Regions from separate parts of the Homo sapiens genome. Here region 2 is linked to region 1. Evidence: chromatin contacts called from ENCODE Hi-C or POLR2A ChIA-PET data. All regions are on one chromosome and are shown on one strand. The core of a region is the stretch at or near the end of the contact, and the rest is flanking DNA. Distances in the headings are between cores, read along the strand shown. Region 1 holds the start of ZBTB7C-AS1 (ZBTB7C antisense RNA 1). Region 2 overlaps ZBTB7C (zinc finger and BTB domain containing 7C).

What was found. A loop is a pair of places that touch in the nucleus more often than their neighbours do. ChIA-PET counts read pairs that join two places held with the same protein, here RNA polymerase II (POLR2A). Pooled maps may share reads with other maps.
Region 2: a loop to region 1 is called in a pooled map of heart left ventricle, with 2.4 times the contacts of the local background. The contact joins the enhancer-like site here to the promoter of ZBTB7C-AS1 in region 1. A Hi-C loop is called at or near these places in 1 of 168 maps with a recorded cell type or tissue (endothelial cell of hepatic sinusoid) and 3 of 50 pooled maps. POLR2A ChIA-PET finds 5 or more read pairs at or near these places in 1 of 52 experiments (HEK293).

What each region holds. Positions count from the first base shown.
Region 1 is chr18:48,159,402-48,165,798 of GRCh38, reverse strand. ZBTB7C-AS1 (ZBTB7C antisense RNA 1) reads right to left here and starts at 3,083. Exons shown (of 5, transcript XR_001753437.2): 1 at 2,919-3,083. The region is part of intron 3 of ZBTB7C (zinc finger and BTB domain containing 7C); the gene reads left to right. RefSeq lists a silencer at 3,964-4,163.
Region 2 is chr18:48,214,096-48,220,492 of GRCh38, reverse strand. The region is part of intron 2 of ZBTB7C (zinc finger and BTB domain containing 7C); the gene reads left to right. Among named protein-coding and RNA genes, the nearest start is that of ZBTB7C-AS2, 35 kb to the left of the region's middle. Within about 2 kb of position 3,057, at least 6 of the 41 ENCODE cell types and tissues checked have a DNase peak (open chromatin) inside an H3K27ac peak, as active enhancers do.

The sequences.
Region 1 (6,397 bases), core at 1,834-4,333:
GCTGTGCAGACCCTGCAAAGAGGGGCTGTTGTGGTTACGATGTTCAAGTTCCCCATTCCTATTAAGCAGCTCAAGTTCTCAGAGCCAGGAAGGGGATTCTTGTTGGCTGGACTCCAGGGCTTTATTTTGAAGTTAACCTTGAGGGCATAGCATTTGGTAGTGGGCGGGGTGTGGAAGGAGCAGAGGTTGGGGGGCGGTGGCGGTGAGGGACAGGAGCTTTTGAAAGCTCATTGCACAACAGGAACAGAGGGAAAGGCTTTGTCTTCAAAGGTGTCCCAGCAGTTACAACAAGGACTAGAGCAGGTGCTGATGAGGCCGCAGTTTGGGAGTCTGATCCCTAACAAGGCCAGGTCCCCTCTCTCTGCCCAAGTTTGCTCTCTGAATACAGAGGAGGACTTGGGCCATAGAGTATGGGCAGCTCCGCAGGGCGATTCTTGCTCATCACTGGACACTCATTGTCTCTGAAGGACGGGCTACGTCGGAGTGTTGTCTTAGATTCGAATGCATGAGGAACTGGAATAATCAGTAACATTTCTCCCAGACAGAGCTGCTCTAAGCTGTGGGCCAACAGGAGGCTGGGAGCTCTCCTCTAAATTGCTTTGTGACCTTGGACAAGAACCCTCCCCTTCCTGGACTGCAAATTTCCTCCTCTGTAAAATGAAGGGTTGGTGAGTGTCCCTGTAATGCTGGGATTTTGTAACCATACTTGTTTGTGGGAATGTGTTCAAGCACAAGGTGATCTACCTCTTGATCAGCAACAGGATGTATAGAATTGTTTTGGCTTAAGATTTCCTAAGAAGTAATATAACCCTGCTCCCTTTGCCAGCTGGGTGACCTCAGTCAAGCTACTTGACCTTTCTGTGTCTCTCTATTTTCATTTGTAAAATAAGGACAACAACAATCCCAACTTGGTGGGATGTAGGGGGTGGGGGCTCGTGGTGAGGACTAAATGAGTTAATATGTCTAAAGTCATCTGAACAGTATCTAGTATACAGTAGGTGCTTAATGTCTGGAGCTCCTTCCAAGTGCACAGCACTTACAGTGGTTAAGTTATTCACACTCTAGGTTATGCTGAGCTTTCTGAGAGATCCAGAGAAGGCAGGGAGGCCCATTCTCTGCATTCAAGGGGCTTACTAGCCTTTACTTAGAGATGCAAAAAAAAGCGCTTATGAAACAACAGCCAACAAGAAAATGCATCATCCAAGTGCTGGAGGGGTCCTGGTGGGTTAAAGAAGGAGGATCACGAGGTAAGCACTTGATCTGAACCATGGGTAGACAGGGAGACAGAAGGGAAATCTAGCAGATGAGTATGTTTGTGTATACATATGTATGTGTGTGAGTATGAGTGGTGTTGTGACTGTGTGTATGGGTTAACATGAGAGTGTGTGTATGTGCATGTTTGCCAAAAGAGCATGAACAAAGGCTTACCCTGGAATGAGAAGTCTGAGTCTTCAGCTCCCCTAGGCAGCACCACATTTTGTGGTTGTGTTGCGGCCACATGCTCCTCTCCCGCTTGTTGCTGGGACCGGGAACATGCCTGCCTGTGAGTCCAGGAGCAAGCCCTTGTGCATAACCCGGGGTGTGATTAATTTAATTATTTCAAAAGCCCCTTTGGTATTTCATGAGGGTCATGCCCCTGGCTGTGGGCTTGAATACAACTGCAGCAGGTTTCAATAAAATCAATTAATTTAATTTGATTTGGTTTTATGTACTTGGAGTTGGTGCCTCTTGAACTCAGTATGAAAATTATTGCAGAATAAAAATGCATATTAGTACTCAGAGCCCACTGTCCTTGGACTCTTCGTGGAGCCTGCAGTGCTGATCACAAAGGCAAATCCCCTCTGACCTGGCAGGAGCCTCCGCCAACTGTCCACCTAGTTAACCCCCTCCAGCTCCAGACAGTGCTTATGGCAGCTCCTGGGCTGTTTGGAGTGTTCTTCTCACTTCCCAAAGCACTTTCTTATCTGGTAGTGAAGCTAAGGCATTTCCATTTTGCATTCGTGAAATGGACTCAAAGAGACTTTGGATGGCCTTGGTCACTAGCTTACTGGTTTTTTTGTTGTCCCTCTTAATGAAACTAATTGAAGCAATATGGTGCAGTGGATTGAAAGGCAGCTCTGCCTCTCAAGAGACACATGAATTTGGGCAAGTCCTTTCACTTCTCTGGGCTTTCTTTGTCTGTAAGAGGGCTGGACATCTGCTTGAAAGGCTGATTCCAGCTGTCAGAATCACACAATCAGTGGGACAGCTGGTCTTCCTGAGCTACTTTGGGGAGCCTGTCCCACTGTTAAGCCCCACTCCATTTCCATTTCATCCAAGAGGGCTCCCAGCCAGTTCATGGAATGGGTGATGGGATTGAAGATGGGCCCTGCACTCTCCAGGAGTGGCTTCTCCCCCACATTGCTACGGATCAGAGCAAATGTTGCTTTCAAGAAGGGAGGAGCTCAGGGGCCTAGAAAGCATCTGACCAGCCCACTATTTTACAGATGAGGGAACCCAGCTTCAGAGTCACACAGCCACTGTCCAGGGCCATGCTCATGCCCAGCCACATTCACAGTTATTATAAAGGGGGGAGATTTTGCTCAGGGCTCATTTTCCAACTGTCCTTTTCATTCTTTTCTCCTGTCAGGATGGGAGAGAGATGGCCAAGCCATCTTTGGGGCCTCTCCAATAAAGCAGATGCTGACATCAGTCATTCCAGCGCCCCTACATCCCTTCTCAGGCCCAGTAGCTGCCGCTTCACTGAGGACCAACGGGCCCCATTCGGAAACATCCCCCACCAGTGCCTGACATCCCACCCTTAGCAGTTTCATTCTCCTAGACAGGAGGGCCTGCCCTCCCTCAGCCCTTCCTACTGACTGCATGCTGAGCATGAACGTTCATCCTCCTCAGTGACATTTTTCTCCCATAGGTCTTACCTGCCCAGAGCTCTTCTGTAGCAGAAACTGAGCCTGTCCTCTCCATCCTGCGTCTCTTATTTACTGAGAGGCACTATTGTGTGCTGAGAACTGCCCTGGGCACTCCCTGTACATTATCTCATTGAATCCAGCATTGGCCCCGGAAGATGGGCATTACGGTCCCTATTTTCCTGTGGGGGAACTTCAGCTCAGAGAGGAGACAGAATTTTACAAGGTCACACACAGCTATGAAGTGACAGGGCCAGGATTCAACCCCACATCTAACTCCAAGACTCTTGGACCATACCATGTGATCTCCCTCGTGCATAGGAGGTGCTTAACAGATCCTTAATGACCATGTAGCCAATACATCCCTCTGCCAAACCCCAAATGTGGGGGAAGAGGTAATAATAGTAACAACTGTCTATGAAGTCCCTATTATGTGCCAGGCACCAAACCGCAGCACTCAGTGAGGTGAATACTATTACTATCTCAATTTTACAGATGCAACAACTGAGGCATAGAGAAGTCACTTGCCCAAGGTCACCCAGCAGGTAGGTGAGCTGGGCTTCAGTGCGGCCCTGCCTCTGAGGTGGAGTCCCTGCCTCCACTGTTGCTGGATCCTCCTTTAGCTCCCCGTGGCTCTGTTTCCGGTAGAAGGTAGAAGGCTGCAGGGAAGGAGGCTGGGGCCAGGGGTGGTGTTTGCGCCTCGGGGACGCCTGCAGCTGGCACTGCCCTCCACCCAGCTGATAACTACAGCCGGGTCTGGCACGAAGCCCTGCCTGGAGGTGGGCGGCCTGCGGCGGCGGGGGGTCTGGCTCTGCGTTCGCCCCTCTCAGCCCCGCCTCGCCCCCTGCGGGGTCAGTGCGGGTCCCGCCCGCCCGGGCAGGCGCCGGCCTCTCAGGCGGTAACCGGGTAACCGTGGGCAGGGGCGGTGCCGCGCCGGGCCGCGGCCTCCCGGGGAGGCGGGCGGGTGGGGAGGTCGAGCTGGAGCGATGTGAGAATGCGGAGGAGAGGCCCGGGAAACAGGCTGCGGCCGCGGGGAGGGGCGCCCGGGAGGAGGGCGATGGCTCCCGCAGGAGGAGAGAGAGGCCGCGGGGGCGCAGAGTGGAGGGAGAGGGCGGGGCGCCCGGGAAGGGGCGGGGATAGAGGAGGGGCCTCCGGAGCGGGGCGGGGCTGGGGCGGGGCGCCCGGGCCGGGCCGGGCCGGGCAGCCGAGTGAACGCTGCAGGAAGGGGGCTGCGGGCAGGCACGGAGTCCGGGGCGCTTGTGGCCGGGCGGAGCGGCTGTGGTTGCTTCATGTCCCGGATTCTGCTTTCTCAGAGGTCAGGCGAGTGGGGCCGGCAGGGAGAGAAAGGTGGGCGAACCAGTCTGAACAGGCCGGGCAACTGGAGGAGCGTGGGCCCGGCGAACTGGGGTGCTGCCCAGCACCCTCTACCCTCACCACGCTCGGGAATTTTTCGTGAATCCGCCCCGTTGGTTTTACAGTTTCCTCTCATCCCGGCCCCACCCTGTCTCCTGACCCGCCCTCCCTTCCTCCCCTCTCTGAGCTGGCTCTTCCAAGGGATCGGTTAGCCAAAGGGAGGCACCAGCTCTTTCCCTGGACTCTCCCACTCCCAGCCCTCCTGGAGAACTCAAATCTTGCACGTGCTCTTTCTCTTTCCCTGCCCCCGTCCCCCAGGCCCTCTGGGTCTTGGTGAAGGAGACCTTGAGTCAGCCCAGGAGGCCCTCCCTCCCCCACAGCCCCCTTTAGGGTCCCTTCTGGGTCCCCCCCACCTCCTCCAGCCCCAAGCACCCAGGGCCCACAAGCTGCCAGGCCTCTGCTGGCAGGCAGGGAAGACCCAGGCAACCTTAGAAGGGTGGGAACCACACCCTTCTCATGGCTGTGTGCGTTTTGCTTGAAGGTGTCTGCAATCAAAGACGACCCCCCACTGCTCCCCCGGCACTGGAAAAAAAAAAAAAAAAAACTTGTCTCAAATGGTGGAATTCCAGATGCAGGACCCCAGATTTGGGGGATAGGGAGCAGATATTTGGGACAGGGGAGGCCTTTCAGGGATCCCTCATATCACATCAAGAAGGCCACCTGGCCCCCCTCAGACTGCCACTGCCCTCTCAGGTGTCTCTCCCTGCGGCCAGTTCAACTTCTCACTCATCCCAAGGCTGTGAGTTCTTACATTTTCAGGTAGCAAACAGGTGCCCTTACTATGGCAAGGGGGAGATTGGTAGGTTGCTGAGCTTGTGTTTTCTACAAGCTTGGAGCTCTTTGATCAAGATTGCCACTATTTATACATCAGGGATGTTATTTAATAGATCCAGGATCTTTATTATTTAACCGGGATCTTTAACAGCTGGACCACAGGCATCCTCAGCCCAGTCCTGGGTTTAATAGATGAGGCCCTTGAGACCCAGAGCGGGAGATGACCTGCCCAAGATCATACTACTAGTTAGTGGCAGAGCTGGAACTCTGACTAGCCTCCCAGCTCCTCATCCCAGCGTGCCTGCTGTTATACTGTGCTTTAATTTTAGGGTAGCTCCATGTTAGGGACCTAGCATAGCACCTATGTGGCACAGAGTAGTTGCTCAGTAGATACCGGTGAGATGCATGAACAAGCCCTCAACAAGAGGACTGGATTAATGCATCTTTTGGAAGAAGTGAGGCTTCCACAGTGCTTGGGATTCTAGCTCCTTGTCACTGAGTGTGCTAGCGAAATGTTTCTCTAGGGTAGTTGGCCAGCAGTGACCCCCATCGGAGCCTGGCATCATCTTTGGTCACTTCAAGCAAGCCCAGTCATTGTGCGGGAGGAGACTGTGGGTCTGGAGGTGGGTCCGAGCATGAGCCAAATTGGCAACTCCAGATCAGAGCGATTAATGCTGTGACTCTTTTCCATTCATTACCCTCAACCAGTATCTGAACAGGTTGCAAAAGACCAAGGCATGTCTGTTCCTGCAGGGGTTCTTGTCATCCTGCGGCCCTGCCAGGCACTGTGTGAAGAGACCACAGCCCCACAGATCCAGAATCTCTGGGGGCTGGAGGCCCCCTGGGCTCTGGGCTGCCCAGCGCTCTGTGAACCTAATGTTCATGCCTCTGGGGTCCTGCCTGCTGGGCATTGACTACTATGGCATGTGGGATGGGGGCAGCACTTTGGTAAAAAGTAAAAGTAGGAGAAATTCAGGTCATTCAGGCTACTATTACCAATTTTAATAAAGTATTTGGAGAAGAAAGAGGGTAAAATGAATGATTAAAATAATATTTTGCATGTAGTAGAAGTTCAGGAACCTCACTGATTTGAAACTTAGGAGAGTTGAGCTTGGCTTTGGTAAAGTTGATCTTTGCACCATCTGTGGACACAGAGGTGATGAATGAATTAGTGTAGGCATGATTTGTAGTAGCAAGAAAGGAACATGCATCTGACTTTCTTGTGATGATGAATTTTGACCAGAAGCAATTCAGCTCCATTCATCTTGGTAAGCCTTTTTATGGGCCACCTTCCAAGTGCCAGG
Region 2 (6,397 bases), core at 1,808-4,307, 55 kb before region 1:
TGCCCCCAGCACCATGCCTGACACTTAGGTGCTCAATAAGTATTTGTTCCCTAGAGGCAGCCTTACTCCCCTGGCATCTGTTGGGGAAAGTAAGGCCTGCTTGCTGTTTGAGCCTTAGCCCAGCATCTCTGAGGAGCTCCAAGGCTCCCATCCAAGGTGCCAGCGCTGGCACTGCAGCCCCAATAAAGTGGTGCTTGACTGAGCTGCACTCATTCATCCCCTCTCCATCCTGGGTCTGTGCCTGATTTGAATAGGATCTCAACTGCACTATGGGCCAAACTGGACTGTGAGTGAACTGAACTGTGCTCTGCCTTCAGAGGGAACTGGGGCTGGCACCTTCAAGTTTCTGAGTGTGTGAACTTGGGGCCTGGGATCTCTGGTCCCAGAGCAGATGTTGAGTTCACCAGGCCCCTCAGCAGCAGAGAATGGGTCTGGTGAGCAGGCTAGTGGGCTCTGTGCCACATCTGCGGATGACAGAAGTCTTTGGGACAAATGTTGGCCAACACCCCAGTGTGAGGCCATCTTCTGGGAGGGGCCATAACAGGACACATGGGGGCCTCCTCTTTATCCACTGCCTCAGCTTTGGTCTGGTTCTGTTGCAATTGCCTCCCAACCTGTCTCTCAGCCTCCATCCCTCTCCATCCATCCCACTCTCTGCTCTGACACCAGTTACCCAAATAGGGATCTACCTGACCAACTCAGTCCACTCCTCCAACACTCTGATCCCCTCTGGCCAAGGATGCGAGATGCAGCATGCAAGACTCCTTGCTCAGAGATCTCTCTTCCTCCCTCCTGCCACCTGCCCACCTTGCCACCATGTGACTCTTTTTGCAAATGAAGGCATTACCCCTTGTTGAAATGCAGCCCTCTAAGCCTCTGTGGGTTGTCAATGCCTGAGTGTGGCTTTGTGCATAGAACTCTGCCACCTGCTGCCTAGGCCTGAATCCTTTCCCCGCTATTTACAGGCTGTGTGACCTGGGAAGGCACTTAAGCTGTGTACCTCAGTGTCCCCACCTGGAATGTGGGAATGATATGGTACTTGCCTCATTGGGATACAGTAGGGAGTAAATGAATTAATGTGTGCAGATGCTTAGAACAAGGCCCTGCATGAAGTCAGTTCTCATCAGATGTTAGTGTTGTCATCATTATTGTTATTTTACCCAACTAGCTGAGGCCAGATTTTGCTAGGAGGGAGAGCCCAGGGCAGTGCCTGGGAGGGCAGGGGCCGGCAGCATATGCAGTGTGGGAGGAGGGATTGACACTGCAGCTCGGGAGTGAGTCCGATATACTTCTGCTGCCATGGGCAGGTGGCTCCCCCTCATGCTCTGGCTGCTGCATCTATAAGACAGAGAAAACAGGAGGCTTTACCCAGCATTCCTCAGTCCAGTCCCAGGCCTGAGGGTCAGATGGAACGATAGATGGGAAGGGGCTTGTGATGGGGGCTGCTGTTATTATAAAGTTGGAGAAGGGGCTGGTTGGCAGACAAGCTGTGGTGAACACATACAAATGGGGTGAGGGTCCTGTGTGCAGGGGCTCTAGGGAGAGCCTCCAGGGGGGTCTCTGCCACATGCCTTTTGCTGAGAGCTGCCTGGGAGAGAGGGACCTTCACTCTTGGCCCCGGCATAGCTGTCTTCCAAGTGTAGGCTCTTACTGCCTAGGCAGCCCTGAGGGCTAGTGGTGGATGGAGCTGTAGCAGGGCAGGCCTGTAGGTGGGTAGCCCCACATGCAGAGCGTGGATGTCAGCCATAGTCGGCAGTGGTGCAGAAGGCTTGAGGTGAATGAAAGGGAGGTTCTTAGGCCAAGGAGAGCAGAGTCCAGGATGCAGAGGCTACAACAACCTGTTTGAAGGAAATAAATGGAAAATGTACTTGTGGTTTAAAAATCAACAAACACCACCACAGATCCACTGAAACCAGGCCCCTGCTTTCAAGCATCTTACCAGGCAGGGCCCTGTGTGTGCCATGTAGAGAGAGGGCTGGACCAGGCAAACCCCAAGCTGTCCCATGCGTGTGCACGCCTTTACTGTTTGCACAAGTGTGTATAGAAGGCCTGCCTTTGGCCTCACCCTGTACCAGGTCTTCTGCCCTGGAGAAGTTTTCATTCTAGGAGGGAATACCTGGGGGCAGAGGCAGCACCTCCTGGGAGAGAGCAGGGTGACCAGCCTCTCGAGCCAGCAGAGGCACAGTCACATTCCTTTTGATTCAGCGGCCCTTTGCAGCACCATTGTCTGCAGAGCACTGGTACTATGGGGAATGGGCTGTCACCCTGACTGTGCAGGCCTGGGGTGAGGGTGGCAGGAGACTACCACATGTACCCAAGGCCACAAGGGAAGCTGAACGTGGACGCTGCCAGGTCTAGTGAGCCACCCCGGAACCCTGGTGTTCGGTGTTGACTTTGAACCAGGCACCCTGGACTTGCAGGTGCAGGTAGGGCTCCATGACCTTTTCCATGGTGGTGGTGTGGCAGTCTCCCTGAATAGGGCAGCAGGAGACCCAGTGTCACCTTGGCCTTTGCTGTGGTCTGTCTACTGTGGTACACTGAGTTGGTAGCCGTGTGGCTCATCCCAGGGCTCCCCCTGGGACGGTGATGTTGTGAGCACATTGTTCTCTATTCTAGAAGGACTACCATGAACAGATGCTCTTAGAGGAGCCACAAGCAGACAACCCAGTGTTCCCTGGCCACCCAAGGCCACCACCCTCTAGTCAGGCCAGACAGGGCTGGCTGGGAGGCAGGGGCCTTAAGATATGAGACACGGCCTAGTGATAGGGCCCTGTGAGTTGGGGCAGTGGGGTTAGTGCCGTGATGGATGGGATTACACGGGGAGTGTGGCTCTCTGGGGGCTTTCATCTTCCAGGAAGAAATGGGGCTTTTCAGGTGGATAAGAAGATCTTCACAGAGATCCAGAGGTGAGTGAGGGACAGCAGGCCCCACAGGAGACTGCAAAGACTTCAGGGTGGCTGGCTAGGGGTGTGTAGAGCAGAGGAAGGAGAGGAGAAGGAGGGGGACTCAAAGGCCCTCAGTGGTCAGGTGGTGGCTGGCTTACGTCCAGTTGGCCAACTTCAAAATCCCCTGTGCTTACGCTGCAGGAGAGGCCTCCGCGGGTTTTAAGCCTGGGAGTGACAGGGTCAGATCTGTGTCTTAGTAATGCTTCTGATGGTTGCGTGAGGGCTTCTTGGGGACAGGAAGGACAGGAGGGCTTGAAGGCAGAGAGTTCAGGCCTACCAAAGAACGCTGGGGAGAAATGGTGTTTTCGTTTGCTCAGGCTGCCGTAGCAAATCACACATACTGAGTTGAGTGGGTGAGGTCATAGGAATTGATTGTCTCATGGCTCTGCAGGCCAGGTGTCTGAGATCAAGCTGTCAGCAGGGTTGGTTCCTCCTGAAGCTGTGAGGGGAACCTGCTGCAGGCCTCTGCCAGCTTCTGGAGGGCTGCTGGCAGCCTGTGGCACTCCTTGGCTTCAGCTGCATCACCCAAGCTCTGCCTTCCCATCACACGGCCTTCCTGCGCATGCTGGTGTCCAAACCTCCCCTTTTTATAAGGACACCAGTCAGGCTAGATTAGAGACCTACTCTCATCCGGTATGACCTCATCCTAATTAATTACATCTGCAGTGTTCTTATTGCCAAATAAGGTACTTGAAGGTAGGACCTTACCACATGAATTCGGGGTGGACACAGTTCAACCCACAACAAATGATGAGGGTCTAGTGGCTGTGGGGGCCATAGGATGGAGAGGAGGGATGGATCCACAGGCACTCAGGAGATGGACTGAGCGGGCTCAGGATGCACAGAGTGTGGGCTGACGGAGCGGGGTTTTAGGATGACTGCTGGCTTCTGATGAGAAGTTGTCAGGGGGAGGAAGCAGGAAAGGATTTCTACTTGCCTTGGAAAATTGGCGAGGAGCTTGAGATGTGTCTGGCCCGGAGACCCAGGTTTGGGACTCGTCAGTGTATGCCACCTTCGCCCCCCAGGGAGTGAGCACCCAGAAGCCAGCCATGTAGATCTCTCTTCCCTCAACTCCTAGCAACTGGGTTGCCCTCGCTGCCCATTTTGCCTCGTGATTCTGCAAGGTTATGCAACTGCTTCCAATGTGTCTGCAGCACTCTCTCCACCAGACTGTGAGCCTCAGAGACCAGAGACTGCATTTTCTACCCCCTCAGGCTTCTCTGATGCCCAGCAAGTCCACACAGCTCTTCCTCCTTACTGGTGAGCTGGAGAAAACAAATTTCTCTTCAGCACAATAAAGAACTTGAAAACAAGAAAAGCTGCCCACCATGAAATCAGCTGCCTGCTGTGGTAGTGAGTGCCCCATGGCTGGTATAAACCAAAAATAAAATTCTAAGTCCCCCACTGACTGAATGGACTCCTCCTCTCAGCCAAGGGGATTCCATAGAAACCCGAAAAACTAGTTCAAGCCATGAAGGGAAGAGAGGGTTGGACACGCCTTATTATACTCTCCTCCTTTTGGAATTCAGGCACGACTGACCAGCATTGACAATAAAACAGAGATGTTAAGACTGACAAGACAAACTCTTTTGTACCATTAAGATAACAACCTGACTTTAGTATAGCATCACATGACAGCAGGCCCTGAAGGAAAATCAAAGTACTTTACCCCAAAATATATTTCTTTAGCATATTTTGAATTATGTCAAAAAAGTCTGAAAATATGCCCTGAAAATCTGTCTACTGTGGGGGAAATTTACATTCTGTAGAAAATCCCTTTCCCTTTCCAGGTCTTTTTCTGATCCTGAAGAGAGTAGCTGAGAGACCAGCACCTTTTAAAGGTCTAAATGGGAAACACTTGCCATCTATTGCCTCTAAGGGTGGCCATTTATGAGGCTTCATCTACATAACAAGAACTTTAGTCTTGACAGCCCCTTACCTTAACCCAGACACTCCTTTCTATTGATTCCAGGTTTTAAAATAATAACTTAACTCTTTCAACCAAGTGCCAATCAGAAAATCTTTGAATCCACCAATGGTTTGTAATTCACTGCTTCAAGTTGTCCCACATTTCTGGACTGAACCAATGTATACCTCTCATATATTGATTGATGTCTTATGACTCGCTAAAACACATAAAACCAAGCTGTAACCCAACCACCTTGGCCACATGTTCCCAGGACCTCCTGAGGCTGTGTCATGGGCTGTGTCTTCCCATTTGGCTCAGAATAAATATTTTTGAATATTTCACAGAGTTTGGCTTTTTTGGTCAACACTGGGAGTAAGCCTACCAAGCTGGGGATGCTATGGAGAGGAGTCTACCCCAAGTGGACCGTTGGCTTCTGTGTCTTCTAAGGTTCTGCTAATGTCAAGATTGAATAATGAGGATGACCACGATTCCATGAGCAGGATTATTGGAACTGGTCTTTTTAACCTAGAACCTGGAGGAGATTTATCATTAATCAATGTATTTTATCATTTTATGTTTCACCCACTTCAAAAGAGGACTAGTGACATTGTGAGTTTTATAAACACATATATGCAACAAGATGGCTAAAAATAAGGTTGGAGACCATATGATCCAGCAATCCCACTTCTAGATATAAACCCGAAGGAATTGAAAGCAGAGACTCAAACAGATCCTTGTACACCTATGTTCATAGCAGCATTATTCACAATAGCCAAGAGGTGGAGGCAAACCAGTGTTCACTGATGGATGAGTGGATAAACTTGATATATACATAAAATAGAATATTATTTAGCCTTAAAAAGTAGGGAATTTTGACACATGCTACCACATGTCACAGGGTAAACCCCAAAATTGGGGTTCTTGGCTTTATGCAGGAAGAAATTCAAGAGCGAGCTAACAGAGTGAAGTGAATGCAAGTTTATTAAGAAAGTAAAGGAATAAAAGGGTTGCTACTGTCATGGCAGTGGTGGGAGTTTCCTTTAGCATGCTGATGTATTATAATTAGCATATAATGAGCAATGAGGGTGGCCATCTTGGTTTTGGTAGGTTTTAACCAGCTTCTTTACTGCATCCTGTTTTATCAGCAGGGGCTTTGTGACCCGTATCTTTTGAAACCAGTCCTGCCAACATGTTTGAACCTTGAGGACATTATGTTAAGTGAAATAAACCAAATGCAAAAGGACAAACACTGCATGATTCCATCATATGAGGGACCTAGCATAGTTAAATTCCTAGAGACAGAGAATAGCTGGTGGTTGCCCATGGCTGGGAGGAGGGAAGAATGGGGAATTTATGTTTATTGGAGACAGTTTCAGTTTGGGAAAATGAAAAAAAGTTCTGGAGGTGGATGGTGGGGATAGTTGCCCAACAATGTAAATGTGTTTAATGTCACTGAACTGTACACTTAAAATAATTAAAATGGTAAATTTTCATGTTATGTGTATTTTACCACAATTTTAAAAAATTGACTTGGAGAAAAAGC